Regions from separate parts of the Homo sapiens genome. Here region 1 is linked to region 2. Evidence: read pairs that join two places in POLR2A ChIA-PET (ENCODE). Cell type or tissue: OCI-LY7. All regions are shown on one strand. Links, peaks and the distances in the headings refer to the core of each region. The heading gives the core; the rest is flanking DNA. Region 1 overlaps BET1-AS1 (BET1 antisense RNA 1). Region 2 overlaps LOC130890646 (a long non-coding RNA gene).

Region 1 (5,390 bases), core at 68-5,067, 71 kb before region 2:
TGGCTTGGTGCAGAGCAAGTGGTCAAAAAAACCCAGATTCCAGCTTCTCCCTGGGGAGGGAAAGAGTTGGGCCATGTGAGCAACATTCCAAATTTTCCTACCTACAAGAAATAGATAAATTCCTAGAAACCTACAGTCTACCAATACTGAATCATGAAGAAATGGAAAACCTGAACAGATCTATAACTTGTAAAGAGATTGAATCAAGAATCAGAAATCTCCCAACAAAGAAAAGCCCAGGACCAGATGGCTTCACTGGTGAACTCTACCAACATTTAAAGAATTAATGTCAATCCTTCTCAAACTCCCTCAGAAAACTGAATAGGAGGAAGGCTTCCAAATCCATTTTGCAGGACCAGCATTATCCTGACACCAAAGCCCAAGACACTATTTTTTAACAACAACAACAACAAACAACTATAGGCCAATAATCCTGAAGATCATAGATGCAAAATTTCTCACCAAAAACCTAGCAAATTAAATTTAACAGCATATTAAAAGAACCATACACCAGGATCAAGTGAAATTTATCCTTGGGATTCAAGGGTGGTTCAACATACAAAAATCAATTAACCTGATACACAGTATTACCAAGATGAAGGATAAAAATCACATGAGAAAAGCATTTGATAAAATTTAACACACTTCCATAATAACTCTCAAAGAACTAGCAGTAGAAATAAATTGCTTCAACATAATAAAGGCCATACATGGAAAGCCCACAGCCAGCATTATATTCAATGGGAAAAGTTGAAATATTTTCCTTTAGGACCCAGAACAAGGCCAGGATACCCACCATCGCCACTTCTATTCAACATAGTACTGGAAGTCCTAGCGAGAGCAATCAGGCAAGGAAAAATTTTTAAACGCATCCATATCAGAAAGGAAGAAGTAAAACTGTCTGTGTTTGCTGATGATGTGATCTTATATATGTTGGAGTTCTCATTTTACCATTTTTTTTTCTTTGAAGTGAAAGGCAAAGAAGTTTTTATTGCAAAGCGAAAGTACACAAGAGTTCAAGTGTAATTGGGAAAGTCGCCATTTACGTATCTTAGTATCACTTTTAGTTTTCTGTTTTTTGTCTCTGGGCTTTATTTTAGACAGTTTCTTCAATTCTGCCATCTGGAGATTTCCCCTTGTTTCATTTATTCCTATATGAATTTTTTGTTAATATTTGTAGTATTTTATCTGTCATTTCTATGTGTTTGCTGTTGGGGGTGTTTCTACACAAATTCAGCCTACCTTTGTAAATTTCTCCTAACTGCTTTTCACAGTGACCAACTCTTCCTGGTCTGCCCAGGATTTTCCCAGTTTCAGCACTGGAAGTCTCATGCCCTGGGAAATCCCTCAGTCCTCTACAGACTGGGATGATTTGTCATTGAATTGCTTTTTATCATTCCACATTGTGAGAGAAGCAAAAGGTCATTAATTGTTTACATTACTTCAGTAGTGGGTTGTCTATGAATTCTTATAAATAGCAAAAAGCTATCATGTTCTCCCAAGTAAAATCTTTTCCAAGTACTGTTTTGGCCCACACTTCCTGAAAAACAAAGCCTGATTCAAAAGCTTATTGGGAAGTAAATTTGGGGAAAACAGCAGCAAGGCAGAGAAGAAAGGGGACCAAAATGCAAAGAGAGCATACTACTTAAGCTGTCCACAGCCTCAAAGGAAAAACAGTAGGTTGCTGATTCTCATATAAATTCTCCAGAAGGGCAATTCCTGGAATTCAAGTAATGTATCAGCTGGCTGCTGCTGTCTCTTTGTCTTTCATTGGTTGAAGTCCTCCTAGGAGTCATTAAATCCATTGTACTTCCAGGTAGCATTCCCGGGCAGCCACTGGAGAAGTAACACCTTCTCTTGGTCCAATCTGGTGATGGAGCAGACATTGCAGTCAGTAGTGCCAATGGGAACTGGTCCAAGGGTGTGCATGGCAGTGGCAGAAGTCACGGCATTAAACTATAAGACCAGTGGGCAGTGCCAGGATCCTTCCAGCTGGGAAGCAAAGAAAGCGGAGGATTGTGGGGAGAGTGGATAGGCGAAGCTGAGTAGCTCTGGTATGACACAGAGTCTGGATCTGATACAGATATTAAATAAAAGCTACTCCCTCATCCCACCACACACCTATTTGCACCTGCTTTATTGCTTAATTGTAGTGATGAATGTAAACATCTTTAGCTATGTCATAATCTGCTAAAGGCAGGATTTTATATGTATTTTTCTATGATATCTAGTAGACTATTGGCAGAAGCTTAATAAATATTTTATGAAATCATGGCACACTGCTTGAAATATAGATATATAGATCAGTCTATAATTATGAAGCTCATTGTACTATGTGACTTTCTAGCAAATAGAAACATAGTATAAGATGATAGTTCCAATGGTCTTGGAAGCCAGGAATTCTCTCACTCTGCCATCCCATTATAATTGACAACTCTCAGTCATAAACAAATTTACCTATCTGGGTGTCTAGAACTCTGTAATTTGGTGATTCTGGTTCAGCTGCCCCTTACTTTATGAACTTATTTGCTCATTCAGTCCATTGAGTTTCTACTATGTGCCAGATACTATGTTGGGCTTGGATAATAAAGATTAAATGTGTATACATCCTGTCCTTGCCCTCAAGAGACTGAAGGTATGGTTGGGAATTTATTCTCCACCTGGAATTCTCCGTGTCTTTGTGCCCATCAAATGTCCTTCTTCTTGTAAGGACATTAGTCCTTGGATTAGAGCTCACCCTAATCCAGTGTGGCTTCATCTTAACTAGATTATATCTCCAAAGACACTATTTCCAAATAAGGTCACATTTTGAGGTTCTGGGTACACAAGAAATAATAATAATTCTGAACAAATAATACAGAATTTTGTCCCTTATCTCCAAGAAAGGGGATAGTTTTGCTTGTTTGTTCAAATTGTGCTTAATACTATCAACACCTCTACATATTTCAGTAAGAATAGTTATTTTTATTCTGCTTGAGAAAAGAGTATGTACATTTCTCATAATACGAAGGTTCTGATGTTCTTTAGCACTGACGTAATTGACCCTACACTAGGGAAAGAACAGGGCAGATAAGGCATTCTTCAGACAATTCCCTCTTCTAGATCCAAAGTTGATCCTGATGCCAAAAAATCAGTACCAGAAGACCAGAGGTGGCCCAGGCCAGGAAATAAGAGAGTCTGGGAGATTCCCATTTTAGCATTCACTCAATGATTAAGGCATGACCCATGGCTTGTTGATTATTTTTGACCTGTCATTGTCTATTTTCCTATCACTGATAGAAAAAGGTATTTGGTGTCACATTATTCTTCCCAATTCTAGTTGGAACACATCCTCCCTTTCACTTCTTCATGGAGTACGTCTCTATTAATTATTTCTTCATGCCATGACAAGATCAACTCTTGTCTTTAAAATATTATTGCATTGGTGGTTCACCTCAATATATTGAATTCCCTAAAAAGACATGAACTGGTCTCTGATTCATGGGGGAAAATCTCCAAAAGTTGCAATATTTTAGGGGATTAAAATTTATAATAATTCCTCTGTGTTTAAGGACACATAACATGTTTTCTGCATCAATGGTTAAGTTTGATATACATTCATGGACCTAAAAAAATTTTAGGACCAAATTAAGATGAGCCATGACTCTGTACAAAATTGTAGTGGGAAAAAAATGCTTACAGAATTACACTATATCAATTGGAAAGGGTTAGTGTCTTATTAGTGGCTCCTCATTTCAGAATATTTTCCTTGATTTCAGCCTCATTCAGGTTGCTGCTTCTACTAATCTGGGTGCATTATTTACCCAATTCAATTCTTCAGTCATGCATTGCAAAAAAGAAAAAAAAAGGAAAAGAAATAAAGTCTTTTGAGCAAATATTCCCTAGAATATCCACAGAGCTTGACTGCATTGGCAATAGCTGGCACTTAGGAGAATGTGGTAGCCAGAGCCCTGTATTTTGCTGTCTAGAATCTCACTCTTGTGCATCTGGATTTTCATCCCAGGCACTCCTAGGCAACCCATGATGCTGCAATGACTGATGTCTTAGTTTCCTAGGGACTCTAACAAATTGGTAGCTGAAAACAACAGAAATTGATTATCCCACAATTCAGGAGGCTAGAACTTCAAAATCAAGATGTTGGCAAGGCCATGCTCTTTCTGAGAGCTCATGGGTAGGATCCTTTCTTGCCTTCTCCTAGCTTCAGGTGGTTGCTGGCAATCCTTGGTGTTGCTTTGCTTGTAGGCATATTGCTCAATCTCTGCCTCTGTCTCCACAGGGCATTTTCTGTGTCTCTGTGCCCATCAAATGTCCTTCCTCTTGTAAGGACATTAGTCATTGTATTAGGGCTCACCCTAACCCAGTGTGGCTTGATCTTACCTAGATTATATCTGCAATGATGCTATTTCCAAATAAGGTCATATTTTGAGGTTCTGGGTGTACATGAATCTTTAGGAACTATTATTCAACTCAGTACATTTGAGAAGAGTTGGTGGACAACTACGTCAAACCTTTTAGTACTGTTACAATGTCATTCTGCCAAATAGGTGAACATTAATTGTAAGTTATTTGAGATGAAATTCCTTCTACTGAAGAAGGCCACTTTCTTTCCTGGAAATTGGATGAACCAGAAACAAAGATAAATGTCGTGGGTTAAAAAAAAAAATGTTGTAATTAGGTGGCAAAACAGCACTGATTAGCTTATCATTCTTTCCTTTTGTGCTTCAGTATGCCTACTTGTATAATGAACTACAGAATAGCCTCCAGATTGTGTTTGCAAATGCTTGATGGAAATTTAAATCAGAGCACTATAAAGCATTGCGTGATTTAAAAAAAAGTCTTCAAAGAAAATTCAGATATAAATATGGCTAAATGAATAAATATTTCTCCCTAGAAAACTTAGTCATGTATTAGTACTATAATCCTCACAGGACAAAAGAAAATGTCAGATATCATGGAGTTACACAGATTTCTTTATGTCTAGTACAGTCTCTAGCCAAATTCAACTGCTGATTTACAAATCAAATTCAGAAGCTAGGAGATTAAAATAGTTTGCTTTTTCAGAAGCTATAAAGAATATATATTCTCACTCTATATTTTGAAAATTCAGAATTTTTAATCAGGCTCAATTCCTAGCAAAACAGTCTTACTATCCCATTCTCTCACCTCTATATCTCTGCCCTCCCCCACACTGTCTCTGCTACCTTCCCTAACCATGCTCCCAACTCCAGAAAGTTAGAAATATGGCTACTGTTGCTGGTCCTCTTTCAACTTCATAATCTACCTTGAGTCTGGGAAGACTTTCTATAAAGTTTCATGCTGAGCTACAAAAACAATGCTGTGTGTGATTAAGAATGCAGGCTTTGGAGACAGACTGCCTGAATTCCAAACTT
Region 2 (5,390 bases), core at 194-5,193:
TTCAGAGAGATTTTGACGGCACTAACTATGATAATGTTTGGAGTGCTTAACACAGACCTTAATATTTATAAATGCTGAAGACTCCTATTATGAATTTATTAAATTAGCCTTATTTTTCCTTTTTAAGCCCTTTCTGATAATCATTTCAAAATTCACAGCCCCTTTGGTGTGGGCCCTTGGGCCAGCTAATTCATTAAGATACATTGTCTGGGCACAGTGGCTCATGCCTGTAATCCCAGCACTTCGGGAGGCCAAGGCAGGCGGATCGTTTGAAGCCAGGAGTTCAAGATCAGCCTGGGCAACATGATGAAACACCATCTCTACTACAAATACAAAAATTAGCCAGGCATGGTGGCACACTCCTGTAATCCCAGCTACTCAGGAGGCTGAGGCATGAGAATTGCTTGAACCCGGGAGGGTGAGGTTGCAGTGAGCCAAGATCTTGCCATTGCCCTCCAGCCTGGACAACACAGTGAGACTCTATTTCAAAAAAAAAAAAAAAATGCATTGTCCAAATGCAGACTGGGCTCACTCTTCATACTTCAAAGGAAGAATGCATGGAGCTTCTAAAGTTAGTTCCAGGAGATAGAACCTATTATCTCCACAGTATATGACTCTCATTACACTGGGCAGGACCAGAAAGCACCACAACCAAGAAGAAGTTTTTTTCTGAAAACAGTACTAATCAGTCATTTTGACTACTTCCGAGGGACACATAGTGGGTGCTTTGGTTGGTTTTGAGGAGCTTTGGGTAACTGATCCAAATATGAGTTCCATTGGTTGGTTGCTCCCAGAGAGGTAGAGCAAGAAGCAGTGTGGCATAGGAAAAGAGCCAAAGCTCTTTCAGGTGCTTGGGAGAGGAAACAGAGCTGGAGCTGAATCCTGATCTCTTTCCCTCCACTTAAGAGTTGAGTGATCCTGGGAAAGCTACTTCAAGTGCTGAAGCTAGAAGTACCTCATAGGGTTATTTTGGAAAAGAAAACAAGAGGACCTATAGAAAGGTTCCAGCACACTGTCTGCCACACAACAGTTGCTCAGTAAATAAAAATTAATTATCATGATTAGTTTTATTATTAAGACTAGCTACCAATGATAACATTGTAAACACCCTAGATAGGATGGTGTAATCCTACGACTCAGTGGCCAGCATGGAGAGAGGTTATAAAAGTATGAACTCTGGTCAGGCTACTGTGTAAGTGAGTAGCATATAGAGCCAACTGGTTTGGGTGACCATAATCATTTATTTTTTCTTTCATTGAACCAAAAGTGTTGAGGCTTTGGGAAAGTACAAAGCAGGGGCTGCGTCTAAAGACAACCCTATTCCAGTTTTCTTTGAAAGTTTGGGCCCACAGATGTAGTTCCTATTAGGGGAGACTGTTTCTCTGGGCACCTACACAGAGAAAGAAATTCCTTCAGACTGAGAAGAGGATGGAAACTGTGGTCCCAAAAATACTGGAACCTGTTCTCAGCCTCCTGAAATCTCCTAAGTGTACTGGCAAGACCTCAACAAGCATGCCTGCCTGGTATTTCTAGAGGAGCCAGACTGTAGGAACAAAGGACCCTAATCTCAGCAATGGTATTGCATCCCAAGTCTGCCATGAAATAGTAAAATTGCGAGACCTAAATGAGCCCTGTTGGCTTACACAGTGGATTTCTCAGTGGTAACCAGTGTGAACTGAAAACCTAAGATGACTTGCTGATACCCCCAAGCTTTGTAGACTTAACTTTCCCCTACAATCAAGGACCCACTTAAAACAGTGGGGAGGGGAGGCTCCATGATAGCCAATGATTAGATTCCTTGCCAACTTGATGGGATGTGGAATGAACAAAAGATATATAATAATATTCTTTGCACACCGAAGTCTAGAGTAAGACTTATATTTGCAACATGTGTTAACCAGACAGTCATTGAAATTGCTTGTTGAAATTGGACATTTATGATAAATCAAAAGCTGCACTATTTGGGATTCCCTCTACCTTCCTGAGAAGCCCCACTGGGTCTCGTCTAATGGCAGGGAGTTATGTGCTTCAACCATAAATCTAAGAAATGGAACTCAGTTTGTATCTCTAGCACAGTGCTTCTCACACTTGAGCATGCATCAGAGTCACCTGGAGGCTTTGTTAAAGCACAGATTGCTGAGGTTTACTCCCAGCGTTTCTGGTCTAGTGAGTCTAGCGTTGCCAGAAAATTTGCATTTCTAATTAGTTTCCAGGTGATGCTGATGCTGTTGGTACAGGAATTCCACTTTGATAACAACAGCTGTAGAAGACAATTTTACAGAGACTTGGTATGAATTTTCATTCAATCTAATTTTTAGTGAAAATTTCTTACCCATGTGGCATGAATTTACATTCTTGTTTCAGAACTTTTTTCCCCTACACCCACCCTCCACATTCTCCTCTAAGCATAATTGTGCAAGTGGGTTTCAATAAAGTTCTCTTTTTAACACCCAATATTCACAATAGAAGTGGTGACATCACTAGATAACAATTTGGCACTTTTGTTTCACTTCTTAGTGCTACATGTTTTTTATTTGTGTTTTTCTATTTTTACTGTTAAAGAGAACACTGAACTTGTCTCTCTAGCAGCCGTAAGTATCACACAGTGAACTTGAGAGTTCTGCATTACTGATCAGGTTAAGAAAGCAGAGATTGGAATCTCTGAGATACATATTCCAATCATTTTATTTTCTTCAAATACAACCTACCCAAGTGTCTTATCTGAGTCGATTTTAGAAAGCTATTCTGTGTGACAAATTGTATCCAATTTCTTTCTTGTGCCTTGTAGATATTCTTTCATGGGCTGATAAACAGAGTATAAAATCTGTTACAGAAATTAAATAGTACCGTGGTTAAAAGCATGGGCTTTGCTGACAGAGATACCTCTGTTCAAATTTCAGCCCTGTCGCTTCATAAATTAAGGGTAATCTCAGACAAGTTAATTTTTCCTCTGTGAGTCTCAGTTTCTTCACCTGAATAACAGAGATAATGCCTTCCTTTAAGTTGTTGCAAGGGCTGATTTAGAAGACATGAGTAATAATAAGCATTATAAAAGAAGTGTTACTGTTTCTTAAAGATTATCTTTTTTCTAAAAGTTTTAGCACTCTCTGCAACCTCTTAATTTTTATAGTGGAAAATAAAAGGGTCCATGGAAAGTTAGAGAAAATTTACATGCACTCAGTATTAGGAGAAAGTGCTGTTATTGAAACAGGATTTTCACTTTTTATGATAAAGTAGGTGTGTTTGCTTAGTGTTTACTCTTATTTCAATGGTGTTTGTTTGAACCAGCATTAGCTAACAGAATTCACACAGTTCAAATAAATATCAGTGGACTGGAAAGGACTTTTCTCCAGCCAAGTAGGTCATGCTGGAATGCTAGGTTAACATCAATACACAAAAACCGATTTGGATAACAAATCTTGCTACTAACACAAAATATTCACGATATAAAAGTATTTGCAACTTAGATGAGGCAAACATGGAGATTATGTATGTATACACACACACACACACACACACACATACAAACACCATATATATTCACTATATTATAGTGAAATTATTTGTAACAATTTTTATCTGCTTTTATCTTTTAAATGCAGTTCATAATGTTATACATACCCTCAGATGTTAGTTTCATATTCACGTGAACCCAAATGAATTTGTTCAGATGGGGCATTGAAAACAAAAGGAAGCGATTCTGGTTAACTTAACATAAAACCAGGTGTGTGTATGTGTTCGGAGGAGCAAAAAACAAAAGCGAAGTTGATTGGCAAGGGTATGGGGAAGTCACCAAACTAAAAAAGGTAGATGACCAGAACAGGAGGGAACAAGAAGTGGAATTGCTCAGACATCCTGGCCAGCAGTTGGACTATTCCCGGAGCTCCAATTGCTTTTCCATCTGTGAATCATTCTGCTAAAAAGGGAAGAGTCTAGCCATCTGGTCTACAGTAGGTCAAGTGCTCACCTTTTGTTAAGGAGGTGAACTTTGATTGAAAGCTCCACGTAAGCCACTGCATATAATGTCTGGTAGTGGGGGGAAGAGAGCAGGAGGGGAAAATGACTTCTCAAAAGCTCAAAGAGAAAAAGCCTGCTGTTACCACACACAGAGAGAATGTATGCTAAAAAAAAAAAAAAAAAGTGCAACCTGCTGGTACAAATAGCATATACATGTATTTGAACTAGTTCATTTCACTTGGGTAAAAATATGCCATTGTCTTAGAATAAGAGCAAAGAACATCTTTAAAATACAACCCTAGTCCTCATATTATCCAAATTCATAGGCCACCATGCTATGCACGTTGAGTTAGCTAAAAGTTAATATTTAATGCAAATATTCAAGATGGCAAGATAAAACTCATTAAATGGAATAATATTCTTTCAAAAGGTTAATTATTCATACTCAACGCAATGGCTATTTTGGTGTCTACTTTTAATAGCTGCAGCAGCAATAAAAACTTTGGCAATACTGTTAATTTATTAAAGGCTATAGCTAGTAAATATTTAATACAGCCCCAAACATTTTAATATTCTTTCCATTAATATTTTACCTAATAGTTTTTTCTCATATAATCAATTTAACATTTTAATCCTTAATATTTTAATTGATCTTCAATTTGGATAGATAGAACAGGAATTTAAGTTAAATATAAAATTATCTCTACAAGCAAAAGAAAAAGTTAAAAATATGTAACCCCCTCAGGATATGGAAAATTACTCTATTCTAAAACATATGCCATAAATTTTATATTAAATGAACACTGAATCACAGATGTTTCTTCTTTCAAATTTTTAATATTCACCAATTATATCTCTCCTTAATATCCTTTGACATTAAACTTAATTGACCCTGGTTCTGTCAATTAGAAGTACTTGTATTATTTATGGGTTTTATATGAATTGTCTTTATCAAGTCTTTAGAGCTTCGGGTTACTTGCTTATTCATCATCTTCTTTATCAAATCTGCAGTTTAAAATATTGGGATTTTTGAAATAATTTTTAATATAATAAAACATCTATTCTTGGGGGATGTTGATAATGGTGGAGGCTATGCATATAGCGGGCAGGGGACATATAAGACATCCTTGCACCTTTCTCAATTTTGCTGTGTTTTTACTTATATGTATGTATTTATATGTATTGTAAAGACCATCGATACTATGAAGAAACTGCATCAACTAATGGGCAAAATAACCAGCTAGCATCATGACAGGATCAAATTCACAAATAACAATATTATCCCCAAATGTAAACAGGCTAAATGCCACATGCAGACTGGCAAATTTGATAGACTCAAGACCCATTGGTGTGCTGTATTCAGGAGACCCATCTAACATGCAAAGACACACATAGGCTCAAAATAAAGGGATGGAGGAAGATTTACCAAGCAA

Evidence for each region. ChIA-PET counts read pairs that join two places held together with the same protein. Peaks named below come from ENCODE experiments on the same cell type or tissue, not always from the same donor. Only the 100,000 strongest peaks of a DNase experiment are listed, where the experiment ranks them.
Region 1: POLR2A ChIA-PET joins it to region 2 with 5 read pairs; 2 of 35 experiments call an interaction of 5 or more read pairs at or near these places.

What each region holds. Positions count from the first base shown.
Region 1 is chr7:93,979,926-93,985,315 of GRCh38, forward strand. The region is part of intron 1 of BET1-AS1 (BET1 antisense RNA 1); the gene reads left to right. It also overlaps a transcript of BET1 not described here. Among named protein-coding and RNA genes, the nearest start is that of BET1-AS1, 14 kb to the left of the region's middle. In OCI-LY7, for the core only: no CTCF peak of the experiment used is centred there; no DNase peak of the experiment used is centred there; H3K4me3 peaks cover 985 bases.
Region 2 is chr7:94,050,425-94,055,814 of GRCh38, forward strand. The region is part of intron 1 of LOC130890646 (a long non-coding RNA gene); the gene reads left to right. Among named protein-coding and RNA genes, the nearest start is that of BET1, 49 kb to the left of the region's middle. In OCI-LY7, for the core only: no CTCF peak of the experiment used is centred there; DNase peaks (open chromatin) are centred at 1,587, 2,147 and 3,737; H3K4me3 peaks cover 3,344 bases; H3K27ac peaks cover 4,437 bases.